2 separate regions of the Homo sapiens genome follow, and region 2 is linked to region 1. Evidence: chromatin loops called from intact Hi-C (ENCODE). Cell type or tissue: right lobe of liver. All regions are shown on one strand. Links, peaks and the distances in the headings refer to the core of each region. The heading gives the core; the rest is flanking DNA.

Region 1 (11,617 bases), core at 1,098-9,097:
TATTTTTATTTCATTTCATCTGATTTTTTGAGACAGGATCTTGCTCTGTCGCTCAGGCTGGAGTGCAGTGGCATGCTCATGGCTCACTGCAGCCTCAACCTCCTGGGTTCAAGAAATCCTCTTACCTCAGCCGCCTGAGTAGCTGGGACTACAGGCATGAGCCACTATGCCTGGCTAATTTTTGTATTTTTTGTAGACACAAGTTTTCATCATGTTGCCCAGGCTGGTCTCAAACTCTTGGACTCAAGCAATCTGCCCTCCTCAGCCTCCCAAAGTATAGGCATGAGCCACCGTACCCAGCAGGGCTGTTTTTTTAAAAATCTTGTTATACTGACATTCTTTTTTCCCTCTGACAAGAGTTTGGTTTAATGACTTAAAATTTACATATGAACTTAAGCTTCACTACCATCTCTTAAACCTAAAAAACACCACAACTGTCTAACTTGAAGAAAAGTCACATGAAAAACCACAAACATTTATCTATTTATTTTTAAAAATTAATTTTCATGTAACTTTTCAGGAATACCTCTGTTGCAAAACACAGGATATACCTTTTATGGAGATATGCAAATGAAATAATTTTAAAAACACAAAAAAATTTATAGGCATTAGTTCCTTGTTTTGACACAGTTCTCCAATAAACACATGCTCTCCAGTTTGCTGTAAAAGAATAAACTAGGCCAGGCATGGTGGCTCACACCTGTAATCCCAACACTTTGGGAGGCCAAGGTGGGAGGATCACCTTAAGTCAGGAGTTCAATACCAGCCTGGCCAAATGGTGAAACCCCGCCTCTACCAAAAATACAAAAATTACCCGGGCATGGTGGTGCATGCCTGTAGTCCCAGCTACTTGGGAGGCTGAAGCAGGAGAATCGCTTGAACCCGGGAGGCAAAGGTTGCAGTGAGCCAAGATCACACTACTGCACTCCAGCCTGGGTGACAGAGTGAGACTCCGTCTAAAAAACAAAAAATAATAATAAGCTGATCACCTGAAGGTAGCTCTTTAAAATGGATTTCCTCTGCCTCTTCTGCAACCTTCCCATGAAGTATCAGTGTGTCCCGATATTTCCGATGAAGTTTGAATTCTGACACTGGGTTTGCTACCGGGACATCTTCACAGCTCTCTTTAGAATCCAGTTTCAGGGTCTGAGTCATCAATTGTACCAAGGCATTAATTTCATTTGTCTGACCTTTCCTGGGGGAAAAAAATATCCCTTTGTTATTTAATTGGCTTCATGAGAATTTTTCATTAAAAAATTACGTGCAAAACGACCTTTCGGGAATTATCCTTTGAAATGTCCAAGTAAGTTCCTACAGACTGACCTGACCCTTCCACAAATAACAACTATAAACTCTAGAAAAAATACAAAACTCAACAACGTAAAGGGAATGCAGAATAAACAAAATCTGCAGGCAGATCTTGGAGAAGAGTCAACACCTTTAAGCCTAAGAGCAGGCCATAGGCAGATCAAAGTACAAGAGAACTCACAATCTTGTGGGCCTACAGAAAGGACAGAGTTCAGAACAACCACTGTCACTAGAAAGTGAGACAGGAACCTTGGAGACAGTCTAAAAGAAACAGCCCCAGATTCTGTGTACAAATTCTGCCTATTTCAAAGTAACTTAACTATACTCAAGTACAAAGCTCAAGAATATTTAAAGAAACACAAAATACCAGCTTCCAATGAGGTAAAATTCAGTGTCTAGCATCCCATCAAAAATAACCAGATGGGCAAAGAAGCAGGAAAATATCATACATTTGTGAAGAGAAAGAAATCAGTTAATAGAAACATATCCAAAAGTGACACGACTGATAGAATTAATAAATGAGGACATTAAAATGGGTAGTATAAATATCTTCCATATGGCCAAGGTAGAAGAAAACATGAACATGTTAAAGAGAGACACAAAGACATTAAAAAAAGACCCAAATCAAATTTCTAGAAATGAAAGATACAATATATTAAATACACGGGATAGGATTAACAGATTAGACACTGCAGAAGAAAAGATTAATGAACTCAAAGACATAGCAATAGAATCTATGAAATGTGAAACAGAAAAAAAGTAAAAACAGGCCAGGTGCAGTGGCTCATGCCTGTAATACCAGCAGTCTGGGAGGCCGAGGTGGGCGGATCACCTGAGGTCAGGAGTTCGAGACCAGCCTTGCCAATATGGTGAAACCCAGTCTCTACCAAAAATACAAAAATGTAGCTGGGCGAGTGCCTGTAATCCCAGCTACTCGGCGGGGCTGAGACAGGAGAATACCTTGAACTCAGGAGGCAGAGGTTGCAGTGAGCCAAAATCATGCCACTGCACTCCAGTCTAGATGACAGAGTTAGACTCTGTCTCAAAAAATAAATAAATAAAATAAAATATATTTTTAAAAAGTAAAAATAAACAGAGCATCAGTGAGCTGTGGCACATATTTAAGGAGCCTAATATACATGTAATTGGAATCCCTAAGAGGGCAGGAAGAAGTCCAAAAAAAAAATGTGAAGAAATAATGGCCAGGCGGGGCGTGGTGGCTCACGCCTGTAATCCCAGCACTTTGGGAGGCCGAGGTGGGCAGATCACGAGGTCAGGAGATCGAGACCATCCTGGCTAACACGGTGAAACGCCATCTCTACTAAAAAAATACAAAAAACTAGCCGGGCATGGTGGCGGACGCCTGTGGTCCCAGCTACTTGGGAGGCTGAGTCAGGAGAACGGTGTGAACCCGGGAGGCGGAGCTTGCAGTGAGCGGAGATTGTGCCACTGCACTCCAGCCTGGGCAACAAGAGCGAAACTCCGTCTCAAAAAAAAAAAAAAAAAAAAAAGAAGAGACACTTTTAGCTCCAGCATATGCCACAAACCATTTATAATTTTATCAGTGGGAATACTAGAGATCTAAATACTACTGAAAATGCACATTTAATATTCATTAAAACAGAAATAGTTTATAAAGGGAGACAGAAAAACAAGAACTTACCCTTCCCCGTAATCCCCATCTGACTTATCAGTTGAACTTGTAGAAGAACTTAACTCATCCTCAGACAGACAATGAATCTGTTTCCTTTCCTATTAAATGTTTGGAAGAATTAAAATTCTACATGACAACACAACCAGAATGTGATACTTGAACCAGTCTTAGATGCAACAACTAGACACAATACGTTCCTAGGTGCAATATAACAGGAGAATCTAACAAATACAAAAATTGTTCCCATATGATTTGTGGCAAAAAGAAAAAAACATTGAAGTGATTTTACCCGTGATATCCCAGTTCACTCATAAAGTCCACAAGAATAACTGAAGAACATCAGATGAAGTTTTTTATTTTGTTTGTTTTTTTTTTGTTTTGATTTTTGTGTTTTTTTGAGACAGAGTCTTGCTCTGTCGCCAGGCTAGAGTGCAGTGGCACGATCTCGGCTCACAGCAACTTCCGACTCTCTGGTTCAAGTGATTTTCCTGCCTCAGCCTCCCGAGTAGCTGGGATTACAGGCACGTGCCGCAACGCCCAGCTAATTTTTGTATTTTTAGTAGAGACAGGGTTTCACCATGTTGGCCAGGCTGGTCTCCAACTCTTGACCTCATGATCCGCCTGCCTCAGCCTCCCAAAGTGCCGGGATTACAGGCATGAGCTACCGCGCCTGCCCAAGGTGAAGTTTTACAAAGGTCCTGGAGAGTCTCAGCTGTGAAGAAATTTCCAGAGGACAGTGGATGGCTAGTTCTGGTTTATCAACTCCTAAGCAGAAGGCTTGTTCTATAGGAATGTTGGCATTTTAAATTACCTAGGCAAACTCAGCTTGTCTTTTTTTTTTTCTTTTTTTTGGATACAGGGGTGTCACTATGTTGTCCAGGCTGGCCACAAACTCCTGGGCTCAAGCAATCCTCCTTCCTTGGCCTCCCAAGTAGCTGAGATAACACCCACAAGCCACCATGCCCAGCTTCAGCTTGCTCTTAATGTGAGACTGTTAAAGTGCTTTAAAGGATCACCTAAAAATACACATAAACCTTACAACTCTGAGATATGGAAGGCAGCCTCTATTAGTGAAATAACTAAATGATATAGTTAAAGAAATAATACATCCAATACTTTCAAAGAACAGGAAGAATTCCCAGAGTATTATACAGAGAGGTGAACATGGGTTAGAAACCTAGTAATTACCCATTTAGCCACCAGATGGTGTCCCTACATCATCTACAGGCAAGAAGGTAAACTACATTGACACAAATAAGAAACTGAGGAATGATTAGCAAGTGAGACTCAAATCTGGCGACACAGATGGGTATGTTGGTATCACAGCAGATTGAGCAAAGTGCTGCCTAGTGCAAGCCCTTAGAAAGTTCTGTTATTTATTTACTTATTTATTTATTTATATTTTTGAGACAGAGTCTTGCTCTGTCACCTAGGCTAAAGCACAGTGGTGTGAACACAACTCACTGTAGCCTCAACCTCTTGGGCTCAAGTGATCCTTCCACCTCAGCCTCCCGAGTGGCTGGGACTACAGGTGTGCGCCACCTTGCCAGGTAATTTTTTTTTCTTAGAGACAGGGTCCAACTATATTGCCCAGATTGATCTCAAACTCCTGGGCTAAAGCAATCTTCTCACCTTGGCCTCCCAAAGTGCTAGTATTATAAGCGTGAGCCACTGCATCAGGCCAGGAAGTCCTGTTAAGACCAACCTATGAAATATTTTTAATTAGGCTATCAATTGTTTACAAGAGTACCTGAAAAATTTATTCCCTTAATGGGTCAATCATAATCCTTTTGACTATTATTTACCAGTTCCTTTCTTTATCAAGAGTGAAAAGATATAACAAGCTGGCCCTGTCCCAAAAATAAATGGAGCTGACATTTAAAAGGTTTACTGCATTAGGCCTGCCAGATGTAGACTGTCCACCTTCTCTCTTAGGAGTACGTAATGCACCTGAGTGACGCTGCAGTCAGAGGAGAGCCGTCGGGCAGGCAAGGGCTGGTCTTCTTCCTGGGGTTTTCCTGGCCCTGCTACACTCAGAGACGCTTTCCTCACTGAAGGGCCTGAAAAGGCAAACATCCCCAGTAGTTGTTTGTGGTGGGCTGCCCCAGTTGAAAAGGGCTTTGTATTTGGTATGGAACATACCCCAGCAGGAGCTAGCCCAAAAGTAAGTCAAACAGCATATTTATCATTTCTCTGGTGTCTGACACCTCAGTTGAAATCTTAGCTCTAGGTCCACCAGCTCTGTGACCTTGGGCAAGTTACTTAACTCCTCAGAGCCTCTGTTTCCTTAGCTGCAAAATGAGGATAATGCTGCATATTTTGGCAGTACTGTAAATGTGAAATGAGATAATACCCTTAATATGTTTACCATAATGCCTAAGACATGGTCAGCATTCAATAAATGGAAACTGCTAGTACTATCTTTAAAAAATATTAAAAAGAATGATAGCCCTCAGCCTACGGCAGCACCACTCCCCAAGCAACCTCCCTCTGTTCCTAAGATGGGAGCAATTCACTGAACAGTGGACACTGGACATGGAAAAAAGTTAAACATTCACTTGATTTCTGGTCTGAAACCTCCCAGGACTTACTGCCACTCAAAGCCCTCTTGTTATTTCTTTAATATCCCCCTCCTCTGATATTTGAACCACATTCAACACCCTATGATGATTTCTTAAAAGACTTGACTAAGAAATTTCAAAATCTTTTCCAACTCGATTTCCTACATGTTTTACTGCTGCTGGAAAGTTTCAACCTCTCATAGTTAGAACCAGTGTTTCTGTCCACGAACCATACCCCTAACTGCCAATTAGATGAAGAAAAGAAGTCAACTTTACCTGAAGAGGACATTTCTTCCTGTGACTGCTTTAGTCGCCTCCTCTCTCTGGCTGATAATGGTCGATCCTTTAAAAGAAAGTCACAGAGTCACTTCCATTCCTACTTGCTATTTTTATAACACCTACAATCCATGATGTATCATTCAGCATTAAGAAAAAGGTCTGAGCTGGATGCGGTGGCTCACACTTGTAATCCCAGCACTCTGGGAGGCTGGGGTGGGCAGATCACCAGGTCAGGAGTTCGAGGCCAGACTGGCCAACATGGTGAAACCCCGTCTCTACTAAAAATACAAAAATTAGCCGAGCATGGTGGTGCGTGCCTGTAATCCCAGCTACTCGGGAGGCTGAGGCAGGAGAATTGCTTGAACCTGGGAGGCGGTGGTTGCAATGAGCTGAGATCGCGCCATTGCACTCCAGCCTGGGTGACAGAGCAAGACTCCATCTCAAAAAAAAAAAAAAAAGAAAAAGGTCTTACTCCAGCCTGGGTGACACAGCAAGACCAAAAAAAAAAAAGGTCTTGCGCTGGACTTAGAGGAGTGTCCATTGGAAACCAGCCCACAGCAGGGTTATAGCTACTAGTGAAAAATGATCACAATGATCACAGCCCTCGTTTCTGGGAGGTGCTCATTTTTGGAAGGGCAAATGGGGACTTTCACATTTGCCATATTCGGAATCTACTTGGTTTCTTTTTTTTTGAGATGCAGTCTCGCTCTGTAGCCCAGGCTGGAGTGCAGTGGCCCTATCTCAGCTCACTGCAAGCTCTGCCTCCCAGGTACACGCCATTCTCCTGCCTCAGCCTCTCGAATAGCTGGGACTACAGGCGCCCACCACAACGCCCGGCTAATTTTATTTTTGTATTTTTAGTAGAGATGGGGTTTCACTGTGTTAGCCAGGATGGTCTCGATCTCCTGACCTTGTGATCTGCCCACCTCGGCCTCCCAAAGTGCTGGGATTACAGGCGTGAGCCACCGCACCTGGCCTACTTGGTTTCTTTAATTCACTGGAAGTGACCATCTCTGAAACCACAGAATCTGTCCATTTCAATCAAAGATTCTGCTGAGGCCGGGTGCGGTGGTTCATACCTGTAATCCTAGCACTTTGGGAGGCCAAGGCAGGCGGATCATCTGAGGTCAGGAGTTTGAGACAAGCCTGGCCAAATGGTGTAACCCTATCTCTACTAAAATACAAAAATTAGCCGAGCATGGTGGCTGGCACCTGTAGTTCCAGCTACTCAGGAGGCTGAGGCAGGAGAATTGCTTGAACCCAGGAGGCGGAGATTGTAGTGAGCCAAGATTGTGCCACTGCACTCCAGCCTGGGCAACAGAGCGAGACTCCACCTCAAAAAAAAAAAAAGATTCTGCTGAGATCACATCTGTCCCATCTGTTCCTTCCAGTGTTTGGCAAGAAGCAGAGCTAAGATGTTTTAATACAAAACTTCATAATATACACAAGACTTTACAAACAAAAAGCTTTATAAGAAGGTTTTGGAGGGTTTCTGCTTTAAGACAGGTTATTGCTCTGTCACCCAGGCTGAAGTACAGTGGCATGATCTCGGCTCACCTTAACCTCCGCCTTTTGGGTTCAAGCCATCCTCCCACCTCGGCCTCATGAGTAGCTGGGACTATAGGCACATGCCACCACATTTCGCTAATTTTTAAATTTTTTGTAGAGACAAGGTCTCACTATATTGCCCAGGCCAGTCTTGAACTCTTGGACTCAATTGATCCTCTTGCTTCAGCCTCCCAAAGTGCTGGGATTACATGCATGATACACCACGTCTGGTTATAAGGTTTTTAAAAATCCAGCATATGTTCCCACAAACCTTTGATGATGACATCTCACTGCTCCTTGAACTGCTCACAGACCCAGTGACCACTCTACGTTGGTTTTCAGCCTCTTTTTGTGTTGATGTGACATCCACTTTCCCAACAATGGGATGAGAAGGCAAAAATCGAGGAGGCGACTCTTGGAACTTAAATAATTAAAAAAGAAGATTATCAGTTTCATATATAGCCCCTTCCAATGTTCCCCTATCAGCAGGTTCTCTATGTATTTGTCCGTGGTTTGCTCTTAAAACCTTCAAAACATTGCATTTTTTTGGAAAGACTCTGCCAAAAGTCAGTCATCTAAGAAGGTTATGGAGAGGATACGTGTTGAAGTTATTTCTAGAAATGAGATGTCAACATGATTCTGTGGAGAAGCTGAAGAAAGAACTGTTCATCAGTACAATACAGATGGGGCCAAAGGTTTAACCACATTAGCCTATTCCTTTAACTTTCAAAATGATCTGTCCATCTTTGCTGGAGAAGATAAAATCCTTACTCTGCTTCGAACTCACTGATATTTGAAAACTACTATTTAGCATCTTGCCATTGTCACCCTTCTGTATTATGTTCCTTGCATTTCTTACATGCCTTTTTGGCAATTGTTAATTGCTCTAAATAGAAATTGAGTTTCCCAAAGTCCACCTCCCAAACCAAAGCAAAATGACTTACAGCAAAGAGATCTCTGCGGACCTGTCTCTTTTCCCCTCTGTGCTCAGTCTGTTCTCTCCTCTTTTGCCGTCGCTGTCGAGACAGGGAAGGTTCAGACCCAGAGTTGTGTGGCTGTAAATCTGGGTGGATTCTGCCCTGTTTTTCTATAATACATTCACCAGCAACTTGATCCTTAAAAACAATAAAATGACATTTTAAAGTATAGCAGCAACCTGGTACATTGTAATCCAAAGTAAGTTGTCCATAAAAAGTGGCTTTTGTTTTTTAGCATGAAAACTTTCCTCAGTTTTAAAAACTGGTTTCCATATTGCAATTTAGTGTTACATGGAAGTTCTAAAATGACCCATCACAATGTAAAGTTCACAATATGGTTCAAATATAACAATGCAGAATTGAATATAGAGGTATACATAACCTTCCTCTTAGAAAACAAAAGAAGCGGGCCAGGCATGGTGGCTTGTGCCTGTAATCCCAGCACTTTGGGAGGCTGAGGCAGGCAGATCACAAGGTCAGGAGTTCGAGACCAGCCTGGCCAACATCGTGAAACCCCCGTCTCTACAAAAATACAAAAATTAGCTGGGCATGGTGGCACGCACCTGTAATCCCAGCTACTCAGAAGGCTGAGGTAGAAGAATTGCTTGAACCCGGGAGGGGGAGGCTGCAGTAAGCTGAGATCGCACCACTGCACTCCAGCCTGGGCAACAGAGTGAGACTCCATCTCAAAAAAAAAAAAAAAGAAAAGAAAAGAAAAGCAGTTGCAATTTCAAATTTTTGTGCAATGAAATTAAATCATAATGCAACAGTTAAAAAATAATGATTATAAAATGAAGCAAACACACACAAAAACACAAAATAATGAAGTCTTTTGAACATCCAAATGGCCAAACGCTCCATGCCTACTTTTAAAATTGTAAATGAAAATGAGAAGAAGCTGAGTGTGGTAGCCCACACCTGTAATCCCAACACTCTGGGAAGCCAAGTCAGGAAGACCACTGGAGGCCACGAGTTCAAGACCAGTCTGAGCAACAGAGTGAGACCTCCATCTCCATTTAAAAAAAAAAAAAAAGTCAGATGTAGTGATATGCCAGGTAGTCACAGCTACCCAGGAGGCTGAGGTAAGAGGATTGTATGAGTCCAGGAGGTCAAGGCTACCATGAGCTGTGATCATGCCACTGTCCTCTAGCCTGGGTGACACAGCAAGAGTGTCTCAAAAAAAAAAATTATTATTTTATTTAATTTTTTTTGAGACAGAGTCTCGCTCTGTCGCCCAGGCTGGAGTGCAATGGCGCGATCTCGGCTCACTGCAAGCTCCTCCTCCTGGGTTCACGCCATTCTCCTGCCTCAGCCTCCCGAGTAGCTGGGACTACAGGTGGCCGCCACCACGCCCAGCTAATTTTTTTTTTTTTTGTATTTTTAGTAGAGACGGCGTTTCACTGTGTTAGCCAGGATGGTCTCGATCTCCTGACCTCATGATCCGCCCGCCTCGGCCTCCCAAAGTGCTGGAATTACAGGTGTGAGCCACTGTGCCTGGCCAAAATTTTTTAATAAATTAAAAAGAAAATGAGAAGTTGTCTTTCTCAAAATGAATGTTTATTTGCAGTGTTGACAGGCAAAGACAAAATGCCGACATCAGTTATCCAAATGTTCTGATTTTTTTCTCTTCCTCCAAATAAAAATAATTGTTTTAATTCAATCACTTAAATTGTGGTTAATCTGAAACTACTGATGTTTGATTCAATTATTTTTAAAAATCTCCTCATAACTTTTCATAGGTTTTCCATTCTGAAAATGAACCAATGTTTTAAATGAATTCCAATTTAATACAAATTTATTTCCCAAGTAAACATCAGTTATTTGGATGTACCCTAAAAAGCACAATAAAAAGACCATTGAGCTTGGCATTAGATGCAGTCTTATGTGAGAAACTTAATTTCCCTGAGCCCAGTTTCATCATTTAAAAATGGATCTAATACCCACAGCCATATTGTATTACTATTTCAGGATTAGCTGAAAGAATACACTAAAAGTACTTAGGACTATGTCTGATGCATATTAATTAGATGCTCAGCCAGGCACAGGTGGCTCACACCCGTAATCACAGCACTTTGGAGGCCAAGGTGGGAGGATGATTTGAGCCCAGCCAGGAGTTTGAGACCAGCCTAGACAACATAGGGACACCCTGTCCCTACAAAAAATAGAAAAAATTAGCCAGGCGTGCTGGCGTATGCCTGTAGTCCCAGCTACTCGAGAGGGTAAGATTGGAGGATCACTTGAGCCTAGGAGGTGGAGGCTGCAGTGAGCTGAGATCACATCACTGCACTCCAGCCTTAGCAACAGAGCAAGGCCTTGCAGAAGGGGAAGAGGGGAGGGGAGGGGAGGATGGGAGACAATATTTTATTTTCCTTTTTTGTTTTTTTGAGATGGAGTCTTGCTCTGTCACCCAGGCTGGAGTGCACTGGGTCAATCTCAGCTCACTACAACCTCTGCCTCCCAGGTTCAAGCGATTCTCCTGCCTCAGCGTCCTGAGTAGCTGGAATTACAGGCTCGTGCCACCATGCCCAGCTAATTTTTGTATTTTTAGTAGAAACAGGGTTTCACCATGTTGGCCAGGCTGGTCTTGAACTCCTGACCTCAAGGGATCCTCCTGCCTCGGCCTCCCAAAGTGCTGGGATTACAGGCGTGAGCCACCATTCCTGGACGGGAGACAATATTTTCAAATGCTGTATCTAATAAGTAACTGGTATCTAGAATAAAGAATTCAAATAGATTATTTCTCCAAAGGAGAAATACTGGCCAAAGTATATAAAAAGATGCTCAAGGCTGGGCACGGTGGCTCACACCTGTAATCCCAGCACTTTGGGAGGTCGAGGCAGGCTGATCACTTGAGGTCAGAAGTTCGTGACCAGCCTGACCAACATGGTAAAACCCCATCTCTGCTAGAAAAACTGCAAAAATTACCTGGGCGTGGTGGCACACGCCTGTAATCCCAGCTACTCGGGAGGCTGAGGCTGGAGAATCACTTGAACCCAGGAGGCGGAGGTTGCTGTGAGCCAAGATTGTGCCACTGCACTCCAGCTTGGGCGACAGGGCAAGACTCTGTCTCAAAAAAAAAGAAAAAGAAAAACATGTTCAACATCATTGGTCATTAGGGAGATGCAAATCACAACCACTTCATACCTACTAGGATGACTATGTTCAAAACAATGAACAGTAACGAGTGTTAGCATGGATGCAGATAAACTGGAACCCTCATATATTGCTGGCAGAAATAAAATTATATGGTTGTTTTGGAAAACAATTTTGCAGTTTCTCAAAAAGTTTAA
Region 2 (11,617 bases), core at 2,513-10,512, 56 kb after region 1:
CTGCAGCCTCGAACTCCTGGGCCCAGGTGATCCTCCAGCTTCAGTCTCCCAAAAAGCTGGGATTACAGGCAAGAGCCATAGTGCCTGGCTGATTTGGCAACTCTCCATCATTGCTCTGTGGCTGCTGCCTCTTCCAGCCATTAGACCACACCCTCCTCAGGGCTTCCGCTGCCCCGTGGCATCTGCCTTTTGCCTTCTTGGTTCCTCTGCTCCCAACAACTCTCTCTGCACATCTCCCAGTCAGCACCAGAGCTTTCAGCTGAGGCCGCTGAACTCCCCATAAGTTAGTTGTCCTGGACCCAGCCGTCCTTGTCGACTCCATTCAGTAGTGGGCTGCCCAGTGGGAGGGTCACAGGGTCAGCTTGGCTCAGAGAAGCCATGGGTATGGTGGGTGTGCAACAGCTGCCCTGATGGGGCTAGGCTGGCAGGGTCCTGAGGTGGCTCAGGAGGTCCCAGCCCCCACTGAGACCAGGTCCTGCCTCTAAAGCTCCTGTTGTCCTGGAAGCTGGAGCCCAGCCTCACTACGACTTTTAGGGCAATGACTCCCCAAAAGGCTGAGGGCAGCCAAGTCCCTGGCTGGGCCCTGGAAGCACAGAGGGAAACATGACATGGTCCAGCCCCCAGGAGCTCTGGGTGCAGAGGGGGCAGGCAGACCTGAGCACATCCACCTCAACATAAGGTCATGACAAAGCAGGCCCTCAGGGGGCTTGGGGCTTGGAGCAGGGATGTCCCATAGTCCTCTAGGGGATGGCCAGGGAAGGGTCCTGGAGGGGAGGCACTGGGACTGGCAGAGAGATGAAAGATGTGACATGTGCAGAAGGGGAGGGTGTGCTGGTGCAAGAGAGTGAGCTCAGAAAAACAAGCTGGGGTCAGATCACAGAGACAGCTGGGCTTCCGGGATCGTTGTGTGTCCTTTCCCTGGGGCTTTGGGGGCCATAGAAGGGTAGTGAGCGAGGGGCTCTGCTGTGGAGGTCCCAGCCTGAAGGTGACAGTCTAGTTTCACGCCCTGGCTGCCTCAAGAAGGGAGGGGCTGCAATCCAGGAGGCCAGAGAGAGGCTGTCCCAGTGGTAGGGATAAGAGGCAACAATGCTGAGATGCCCTTTGCCCTAAATGCAACTCCACACCCCATCTCCATCATCCACGCCAGGGAGTCCCAGGGTCCATTTGTTGGCCCACAGCTTCTGCTTTCCTGCGGGCCTCTTCCGAGTCCCCCGGTCTCTCAGGAATGAAGCCCCAACGCTGTTGGCAAGACCCACCAGGCCTTCTTCAGACAGACACATCGAGGGACCCGTCATTCCACCCATGCCCAGCTTCCCGGAGGCCCTTCCTGCCTCCACTCCTCCCACCCCCGCTGCAGGTCACTGACCCTGCTTGGAAAACACCAGGCTTGCTCATATAAGGAGCGTGGGCCAGGCCTGAGTATTCAGCGATGGCATTTGCATGGTGGCCCTGTCTCATCTTGGCTCTGCTCTCCAGCTTGGCAGCCTCTGGCTTCCCGAGAAGCCCCTTTCGGCTGCTTGGGGTGAGTCTGCCCCCTCTTTGCCATCTGGGTCTTGGTGTGGAATGGGCAGAAGGCATCATGCTGGGCAAGGCCTCTGAGTGGAGTGAAGAGGAGGCAGAGGGCTGGGCACTGAGCTGCTGGGAGTAGTGTGGACACTGGGAGAACCGGGCTCCAGCTGAGGCCTATGCTAACCTGTTGTCTAACCCTGGGAAGGCTCTTAAAACTCCCTGGGCCTCAGCTTCCCCACCTGTCAAAAGAGCAATGCACCAGGAACTGCTCACTTCACTGAGGGGCAATGAAGGTTCAAGTCTCAAACGAGTGTGACCTCTACAAAATGCTCAGTTGAGCCCTGCGGGGTGTGGCGGGGGCAGGGGTGCTCTGGAAGGAGGCCTAAAGGGGCCTGGGGGCCAGGGAAAGGCAGAATGGGAGATAGAATGAGGTGGGGCATGTAGGGTGTGAAGAGAGCTCTGGGTTCAGTTCCCCCTGCCCTGCTCTCCTGGTAACCTGGATACCTGCCCCTCTCTGGACCTCAGTTTCCCCATCTATTCAGAGTTTTTCCTACTCTGACATGTGGCTCTGGAGGGTCCTATGTCTGGGGGCCACTCAGGTGTGTGGGGGGCAGGGCACCACTGAACCCCTGGTCTCAGCCCAGAGCCTCCCAGGCCATGCGGCCTTGGTGTTGGCCTTGGCCTGATTCCTGTGTTTGTGTTTGTTTTTGTTTTTTCAGAAACGGAGCCTCCCGGAAGGGGTAAGAACTTTCACCAGGGGGTGGGACCGAGTGGGGCAGGGCAGGATGGAGCTGGTTCCCCAACTGCTGAAGGTGTAGGCTATAACAGCTGACTCCTCACAGCTGGCAAACAGCTTACGGCCCTCTGCCCTGGCAGCCTCCAACAGCGCAGGACTCCTGGGAAAGAGCACCACAGAGTGACGACCCCTCCAACCTCGCAGGATGTAGCCCAAGAGGGCCCCTCACAGGCATCCCTTCCTTCCGCAGACACTTCCTTAGCACTTGCTGGTACCTGGCTCTGTGAAGCGGTCCCTGCCACACCCTCACGAAGCATCTTTATATCCCTAGGGGGAGGGGGCTGGAACACCTCCCTAGAGCCTCTCAAAATTCAACACCCCTATTGGAAAGAGGGTGTTTGGAGACTTCCCTTGGCACAGGAAATCAGTTCCTCTTTGGGAGACAGAATGAGGCAATTACCTAAAGACCCAGGAGGTGGGCTGGGCTGTGTGCTTGAGGGAGTGTGAGGTGTGGAGGATGAGCAGGAAGAGCCAGGGGCAGATGCTCCAGAGCCAGTGTCCCACGCATAGCTGGAGCTCAGGGTGACTGGACGGGAAAGGGCAAGCTCTCACTGGCTGCAGTGGTGTGTAAACGGATCGCAGAATTAAGGAGGCAGGACAAGCATCTGAATAATGGTGGCCACCAGAACATGGAGACTGGAGACGCCACCAAGTCTTCCAGTGTAGAAGACCTGGAGGATGAGGGTTGCGTGCCGGGCAGGGGCCTCAGAGCCTCCAAGGGTTTGCAAGGGAGGTGGCTGGGTTGCAAACCTGCTTCTCCAGTGTCCCAGTCTGGCTGATTCTCCACCCACCTCCCCAAAGGTGGCCAATGGCATCGAGGTCTACAGTACCAAAATCAACTCCAAGGTGACCTCCCGTTTTGCTCACAATGTTGTCACCATGAGAGCCGTCAACCGTGCAGACACGGCCAAGGAGGTTTCCTTTGATGTGGAGCTGCCCAAGACGGCCTTCATCACCAACTTCACCTTGTGGGTACCACCATGGCTGCTGGCTCTGGGCTCGGGAACAGGGGGTCTGGCCCAGTGTGATCTCCCTACCCCCAACTCTCTTTCCCTGCAGGACCATCGACGGTGTTACCTACCCTGGGAATGTCAAGGAGAAGGAAGTTGCCAAGAAGCAGTATGAAAAGGCTGTGTCCCAGGGCAAGACGGCCGGCTTGGTCAAGTAAGTATGGACTCCCAGGCCTTGGGGAGAATGTCTGGGATCCAAGGGCCTTCAGGGCTACAAACAACAACAACAGCTATTATTATTGGTATAGCAAAATGTGCCCATAATTTTGCCATTATCCCACGTTGAGGCTGAGGCAAGTGAGGCTCAGAATGGTTAGGGATCTCCCTCGCCAAAGGGCTGGGCCTGGGGCCGAGGGCCGAGGAAGGGTGGGCTCCTGCAGTCTTTGAGGGAGTCACCATCTCGCACCCTGGTCAGGGCCTCTGGGAGGAAGTTGGAGAAGTTCACAGTCTCGGTCAACGTGGCTGCAGGCAGCAAAGTCACCTTCGAGCTAACCTACGAGGAGCTGCTGAAGAGGCACAAGGGCAAGTACGAGATGTACCTCAAGGTCCAGCCTAAGCAACTGGTCAAACACTTTGAGGTAATCAACCGCCCCTGCAGACCTGGGGGGACGGCAGCGGGGTGCAGGAACCCGCCCATGGGGCAGTCTCAGACAGGGGTCAAAAACAAAAGTTCTGCCTCACGGCATCCCCCATCCTTGGCTGGGAAGGCTGGAGGAATTCAATGGTTCTGGCCAAAAGCATCTGGGGCCAAGGGGAAGAGGCTGGGATGGACTCCACAGATGCAGATTCGGTGCTGGGCCCTCAAGAGCAACACCAGCAAGTGCCTCTGTAAGGCTTCTCACTGGGCACATGGGCATTTTTCCTACCTCAAAGCTGAAAGCCAAAGGAAAAGCATCAGTGGTGGAATTTCGGGCGCATATGGCAGGCGGTGGTAACACCTCCCGATCAGCATACTCTCCTCCAAGCCCCTGTGGTCACTTTCGCAGTGGGAGACACCAGGCTTGGCCCTCAGCACTGTCCTAGAGGGTCCCTGCATCACCACAGACCCATCTCATTCCCATTGGCCTTGTTCTGGGAACTGGCCTCTGAGGTCACTGAGTGACATTTCCTTACTTTGGCCATTTCAGATCGAGGTAGACATCTTCGAGCCTCAGGGAATCAGCATGCTGGATGCTGAGGCCTCTTTCATCACCAACGACCTCCTGGGAAGCGCCCTCACCAAGTCCTTCTCAGGGAAAAAGGTGATGTAGATGCCTCTCAGACCTGGTGGGGCAGGGGACAGGAATACTGACTCCAGCAGAACAAGCCTGCAGCCTAGGGCTTAGCTGCTGCAAGCATGCATGTGTTGGGGTGGGGCTGGGGATCAATCTGCAACTATCACCTTCCTCCTTGCCCACTGGGGTTGGGAGTGAGGATGCTGAGGGCAGGGGCTGCTGACAATGACCTGCCAGAGGAGCCATTTACAAAGCCTGGTCCCGTTCCCCCTTGGGAAATGGACAGGGCAGGGCTTATCTTCCCTGTTTTACAGGTCCCGAGGCTGAAGCCCAAGGGAGTCATTTAGATCTACTGACTCCACAATGAGAGGTGAAAGACTAAAGAGAACTTCATTCTTGGTGCTAGGTGGTTGACTCCAGTCCCCAAGGCTCCCAGCTGTTCCAGGGGCCTTAATGGCAGTGGACAGTGGGTGAATAAATGTTTGTATAAACAACAAACCAATCATCCAGGACTTCCAGGGCGAGGCCCGAGGAGCACACACTCAGAGGACTGCTGGCTTCTGCAGGGCCACATCCTGCCCCGGGACCCTCCTCCTCCCCTTTCTCCTCCTTTCTCCCTCCCCTCCTCTTGGCACCCACACACCAACATTCCAAACCTACAAGAAATTCCTTTTAATGGGAAGCTACCCCTTCCCTAAGTAGCTTCTCAGTGCTGAGCTCCAAGGTAGCCTGGGCTAATGGGTGTGTGAGGCCAAGAAAAAGGGAGCTGGAAGCTGAATCAGCCAAGGCCTGTGCCCAGCCAGGAGCCCTGATCTCCAAGGGGAAAAGCGGTGCTCAGAAAGGCCGGAGCGTGGTAAACAGTGCCTTCCAGTGAGTCCTGGGAGCTGCAGAGCACGCCACCGGCGGGCAGGGCTGCCCAGGCCTCCAGCTCTTGCTAGCCTCTGCCCTGCCAAGGGCTCCTCCCTGTGAGGCTGCACCTCTGCTCCCTCAGCTAAGGGCTGAGGTCTCCCAGTGGGCAGGCCCTGGCCGAGCTGAGCAAGGTCTTTCATCTCCATCCCTTAGGGCCATGTGTCCTTCAAGCCCAGCTTAGACCAACAGCGTTCATGCCCAACCTGTACAGACTCCCTCCTCAATGGAGATTTCACTATCACCTATGACGTGAACAGAGAATCTCCTGGCAACGTGCAGGTACCCGGGCTGGCTGATTCATCATCAGGGTGGGGCGAGGGCTGGTCGGGCGGGGGCTGCAGCTGGATCTAGTGCCATCACCCTGGGTCCTCAGCCCAAGGCTGTTTTCCTGCAGGATGTGGGACAGCTGATGGCCTAGAGCCTGGTGCAGCACCCCCTAGAGGGTGGGATAGGAACGTCTTTTTCTTGGGCTGGTAAATGTCTGGCTTCTACCTGCAAGAATAGTCAATGTGGTGTTGCTAAAAGGACACCGGCCTCCGTCCCTCTCCCCACTTTCCAGATAGTCAATGGCTACTTCGTGCACTTCTTTGCACCTCAAGGCCTTCCAGTGGTGCCTAAGAACGTGGCCTTTGTGATTGACATCAGCGGCTCCATGGCTGGTCGGAAATTAGAGCAGGTAATCAGCACCAGTGGCACAGCCAGGGCTCGGGGTAGTAGGGGGTGGAAGAGATTTTTTTTTTTAACTGGAAAAAGCTGATCTTTGTGGTGAATGAGGAGAAAGGGGACAGGATAAGAGAAGGCTCACGGCCTCTGCCCGCTTCTGTGGCAAGCCTCAGGCAGGGCTCGCTGGTGCAGATGGCGTGGGCTGCACCGCCTGCTGAGCTGAGAAGGGACCTCACTCTCTGCTGCGGCTTCTCCCAGCTCTTTGTCTCTCCTCCAGACAAAGGAGGCCCTTCTCAGAATCCTGGAAGATATGCAAGAGGAAGACTATCTGAATTTCATCCTGTTCAGTGGAGATGTGTCCACATGGAAAGAGCACTTAGTCCAGGCCACGCCCGAGAACCTCCAGGAGGCCAGGACGTTTGTGAAGAGCATGGAGGATAAAGGAAGTAAGAGCGGAGCTGGAGCCCACACACCTCCTAGCGGTGCCTCCCTCTGTCCCTGAGCAGCCTGCAACCCCCCTCTTAGGGACTCTGCTGGTCTCAGGCCCTCTTCAGATCTGAGCTGGGGTAGAGGTGGGAGTGGATGGTCCTCAGGCTTGAAGACAGAATATCGGCTGTCTTCTCCGTGGTCCAGGGAAACCCATTCTTTCTGTTTCTAATCCATGATCCTGGTATCTCACAAGTCCCAGCAAGATAAGGCCACAGAGAACCCTTCTTCTTGGCCCTGTTTCATATGGAAAATGGCACGATGTCTACACTGCTCCCCTCTCCTCCCAGCAAGAGGTACTGGGAGTCCATCCAACTCTGCCAAAGGGCTTTCACAATCACCATGTGCTTTTCGTCTTCACCATGTGCCTTTCATCCCCATTTGAAAGTGGAAGTTGTTTGTTTGTTTGTTCATGTGGTGGTTCATTCATTGTTTGCTGAGTACCACCATGGGCTGGCAGATAGGGTCCTTGGGCACATGAGTGGGGCCGGCTGTCCCGGCCTCCTCCGCTCCAGCCTGTCTGCACACTGGCACCCTGAGGACACCCTCCCACGGTGCTGTCTGTCTGTGTCCCAGTGACCAACATCAATGACGGGCTGCTGAGGGGCATCAGTATGCTGAACAAGGCCCGAGAGGAGCACAGAATCCCAGAGAGGAGCACCTCCATTGTCATCATGCTGACTGATGGGGATGCCAATGTTGGTGAGGAGCACGGGCATGGTTTTGAGCTAGGGCTGGAGTGCTTGGCTGCTGCTCCTGGCTCTGTAGCTGGCTCATTGGAAAACCTGGGGCAGCTCTTCCCTGGGTTCCCTGTGGTCTGGGAGCCCCTCAAGGGCAGGGTCCTGCCTCCCTCTGCCAGGGCTCTCCACCACCTGCCCCACAAGGGCTCATGGTCGTGACTCCAGCAACTCTGCATGTGCAGGAGTCCGGTCTCCCCAGACAGAGCTGGTCTAGACCATCCCCAGGGCTGGGGCTGGACTGTGAACACCCCCTTCTCCAACAGGTGAGAGCAGACCCGAAAAAATCCAAGAGAATGTGCGGAATGCCATCGGGGGCAAGTTCCCCTTGTATAACCTGGGCTTTGGCAACAATCTGAATTATAACTTCCTGGAGAACATGGCCCTGGAGAACCATGGGTTTGCCCGGCGCATTTATGAGGACTCTGATGCCGATTTGCAGTTGCAGGTATGCCTTGTCTTGCACACTTCCGGGCATAAGGAGCTCACTACTTCCTCAGACAGCTGCTCCATAAGGTGACAGTTCTAGTTATTAGGAAGAGCTTCGTCTTGGGTCAAAATCCACCTCTGACTATCTCTTACCCATCAGTAAAGATTCTGATTTTGTCCTTGGGCTACACAACAGGCCCGTTTCTTCAACAGGATTATCAGAGCAAACACAGGACATCTGGTTCAATATGAATTTCTGATAAATAATGAATTTTTGTAGTGTAAGTATGCCCCAAATATTGCACAGGACATTGTATTAGTGTATGGCGGCTGCCATACCAAAGTACCAAGTGGCTTCAATGAGAGAAACGTATTGTCTCCCAGTTCCAGAGCCCGGACATCCCAGATCCATGTGGCGGTGGGTTGGTTCCTTCTGAGGGCTATGAGGGCAGATCTTTCTAGGCCTCTTTCCTTTTCTCCATGGCTTATCAATGGCTGTCTTCTCCCTGTGTCTGCACATGTCTTCCCTCTGGATGTCTGTGTCCAACTCCCCTTTTAATAAGGACATCAATCATATTGGATTAGGGCCCATACTCATGACCTTATTTTGTAGACCCTATCACCAAATAAGGTTGAACTTTAGGAGTACGCTATTCAACCCATAACAGACATACCTACACTAAAAAATTATTCATTGTTTATTTGACCTTCAATGTAGCTGCACGTCCTGTCTTTGCATTTGCTGAATCTAGCAATTTTGTTCCTTCTCTAGGCAGGTAATGGCATCTCCACCTCTGCAGGGCGACCACCCCATTCCCTCCCTCCTCTGTCTCCAGATCTCTGCACTCCTGTCCACATCACTTTATCATCTGCCTCTCTTACTTCCTTTTCTCCTTCTTGCTTTCATTCCAACAGACATTCCTTAAATACTTTCTTTGTGCTAAGAACTCTGTCCTTTCATATTTCTTTTTTTTTTTAATAGGAAATACTTCTGAAACTGTCCTTTCTAGTCTTCCTCGTGTCTATCTGGGAGCAGGGAGTTGCCGGGGGGAGGCCCCCACAGACTGAAGGACGCAGTCAGGGACAGGCAGAGTGAACATTAGGAGCCATTAGGACGGGCCCAGCCCTGGGGCATGGATGCCCAGCTGCAGCATCAGTGGGAGCCTGACCTGGGGCTTGAGATGACTGGCCCCGTGCGAACTTCAGGGCTTCTATGAGGAGGTGGCCAACCCACTGCTGACGGGTGTGGAGATGGAGTACCCCGAGAACGCTATCCTGGACCTCACCCAGAACACTTACCAGCACTTCTACGATGGCTCTGAGATCGTGGTGGCCGGGCGCCTGGTGGACGAGGACATGAACAGCTTTAAGGCAGATGTGAAGGGCCATGGGGTGAGTGGGGACAGGGCCTGGAAGTGTGCTGGGGATGGGGTATCAGCAGTGGTAGGGCTCTGGCCTCATGAGGGTCCAGGAGTGGTGGCCCCTGAACCTGATCCACCCAAGCCTCCAGCCCCTTGCCTCCTTCTACCCCCACCCTAGGCCACCAACGACCTGACCTTCACAGAGGAGGTGGACATGAAGGAGATGGAGAAGGCCCTGCAGGAGCGGGACTACATCTTCGGGAATTACATTGAGCGGCTCTGGGCCTACCTCACCATTGAGCAGCTGCTGGAGAAGCGGTGAGCAGAGTCCCAGCCCCCACCTGTGCCTACCCCTGGCTGGGCTCCAATGCAAGGGCACCCCCATACGCAGTCCCAGCGGTCCTGCCCTCTTCTTGGGCCAGCCCAGGAAGTGTCTGTAGAGCAGTCTGTAAGGAACCCCAGGCCGCCACTCCCCATCCTGTCAGCCCCAAGGCTCAAGCTGGCAAGTCCCCTGGCCAGCAGCCTGGGAGTGCCCCGGGGTAGGGGGGACTTCAGCACCCTGCTGCCCACACTGGGCATGGCCCAGGGGTGGTGAGGCTGAGTGGAACTGAAGGCCGGGATCCCAGCCCTCAGTGCCCAGAGGGCAGAGCTGAGCCCACTGAGAGGGTCAGTGTTGGTGTGGGTGGGATTAGACTGTGAAGCCGTTAGTACACAATCTAGCACATGCTGAGTGCTCTGCACATGGACACCATTGCGAGTGGCTGTTGTAGCCCCTTATTTTATTTATTTATTTATTTATTTATTTATTTATTTATTTATTTTATTTTATTATTATTATTTTTTTTTTTGAGACGGAGTCTCGCTCTGTCGCCCAGGCTGGAGTGCAGTGGCGGGATCTCGGCTCACTGCAAGCTCCGCCTCCCGGGTTCACGCCATTCTCCTGCCTCAGCCTCCCAAGTAGCTGGAATTACAGGCATGCACCACCATGCCTGGCTAATTTTTGTATTTTTAGTAGAGATGGGGTTTCACCATGTTGGCCAGGCTGATCTCGAACTCCTGACCTCAGGTGATTCACCCGCCTTGGCCTCCCAAAGTGCTGGGATTACAGGCGTGAGCCACCATGCCCGGCCGGTCCTTACGTTTTATAGGTGGGGAAACCAAGGTCCAGCAAGGAAACAGGGCTTGTTCACATGCCCCAGGGAGTTGTGAGCCAGTCTTCTCTGAGCCCAACTGGGCTGTACCCTGGGGGACCCCACAATGGGGAAGGTGGAGTGGGGATCCCCAGCTGTGTCCACTGCTCCAGTGCAGGGGAAGTGGGCAGGGTGCTGCTCTCCAGGCTGTCCTCCTGACTGGCCCCTCCTCACAGCAAGAACGCCCATGGCGAGGAGAAGGAGAACCTCACGGCCCGGGCCCTGGACCTGTCCCTCAAGTATCACTTTGTGACTCCACTGACCTCAATGGTGGTGACCAAGCCTGAGGACAACGAGGATGAGAGGGCCATTGCCGACAAGCCTGGGGAAGGTGGGGATAGGGATGGAGGCCGGAACCCGGAGGCCTCCTGTGCTGGGCACCCTACCTGGGTGTCCAGTGGAGGAGTGGGCCAGGCTGGGGAGACCCAGACCTGCTGAAGTAGGGCATCTGAAGGAAAACTGGCCACGGGATGGGGAAAGTGGGGTGGAGCGTGAAGCAGTCAGCATGGACAGTGGGGTGTGGGGTGAATAGGAGCCTCTGCACCTCTAAAGGGAAGTGAGTAAAGGGGGCACACTGCCCATGGGGCATTTCAAGGAAAAGGACTGAGGCTGCAGCATGGAAGGGCTTAGTTAGACAAGAAGAAGCACTTCCAACATGAAAGGCCTGGAGCAGGCTATCAGGCACCTGGAGATTGTTAGGGGAAGAGTCCCTGAGAGCTGGAGGCTGGGACCCCCTCAACCAGACCCCAGATTGCCCTACTCAACAGGGGGTCCCAAATGCCCACTGCAACTAGGTACAGGGTCTGTGTGTGGTGGTGGAGGATTGGCATTGGGAGACATGGGAGGCAAAGAGCTGGGCCTGGCCAGGCCAGGCCTCTGGCTTCCAAGAACTCCTAGTTCCAGGGGACACCCAGTGGGGGAAGAGCTGGCTGCTGGGAGGCCCACAGCCTAGGGCTGGTCGGCCAAGCAGCCAGCTCTGGTCCCTGCTCACAAGTGCCCTATGGCTTCTAATGCATTTCTCTTCTTCCTCCCTTGCTGCACCTGCAGATGCAGAAGGTAAGCCTTTAGCCAGCCACCGGGTTGGGCATTATGGAAGGGAGACAAGAGAGAACTGAGGAGGCCTTTCCAAGCAAGATAGGACCCCCAGCCATGGGGGCACACTTGGGACACCTGGGCTCAGGCCCAGCCCTATTGCCAAATCATGAACGTGCCCCTCTCTGAGCCTGAGGATCCCTGTGAGTTAATTGGGGGTGGCTTCCCTTGCCCAGGGAGACACAATCAGTATGACAGTATCTATGACCTGCAAAAATGAG

What was found. A loop is a pair of places that touch in the nucleus more often than their neighbours do. Peaks named below come from ENCODE experiments on the same cell type or tissue, not always from the same donor. Only the 100,000 strongest peaks of a DNase experiment are listed, where the experiment ranks them.
Region 2: it touches region 1 in a loop (2.0-fold over the local background); 8 of 110 quality-filtered maps call a loop at or near these places.

Annotation. Positions count from the first base shown.
Region 1 is chr3:52,738,440-52,750,056 of GRCh38, forward strand. It overlaps NEK4 (NIMA related kinase 4), which reads right to left. Exons shown (of 16, transcript NM_003157.6): 8 at 11,253-11,390; 9 at 8,295-8,465; 10 at 7,622-7,771; 11 at 5,800-5,866; 12 at 4,913-5,022; 13 at 2,972-3,060; 14 at 990-1,195. Among named protein-coding and RNA genes, the nearest start is that of NEK4, 27 kb to the right of the region's middle. In right lobe of liver, for the core only: a CTCF peak has its summit at 4,162 (motif pointing right); no DNase peak of the experiment used is centred there.
Region 2 is chr3:52,793,375-52,804,991 of GRCh38, forward strand. It overlaps ITIH3 (inter-alpha-trypsin inhibitor heavy chain 3), which reads left to right and starts at 1,422. Exons shown (of 22, transcript NM_002217.4): 1 at 1,422-1,522; 2 at 2,229-2,249; 3 at 3,107-3,273; 4 at 3,365-3,469; 5 at 3,731-3,893; 6 at 4,443-4,556; 7 at 5,592-5,717; 8 at 5,998-6,114; 9 at 6,379-6,547; 10 at 7,164-7,289; 11 at 7,591-7,772; 12 at 8,960-9,145; 13 at 9,293-9,432; 14 at 10,481-10,635; 1 more. The coding sequence starts at 1,430. RefSeq lists an enhancer at 1,020-1,909. In right lobe of liver, for the core only: a CTCF peak has its summit at 5,868 (motif pointing left); DNase peaks (open chromatin) are centred at 5,777, 6,907 and 9,462; H3K4me3 peaks cover 2,834 bases; H3K27ac peaks cover 7,023 bases.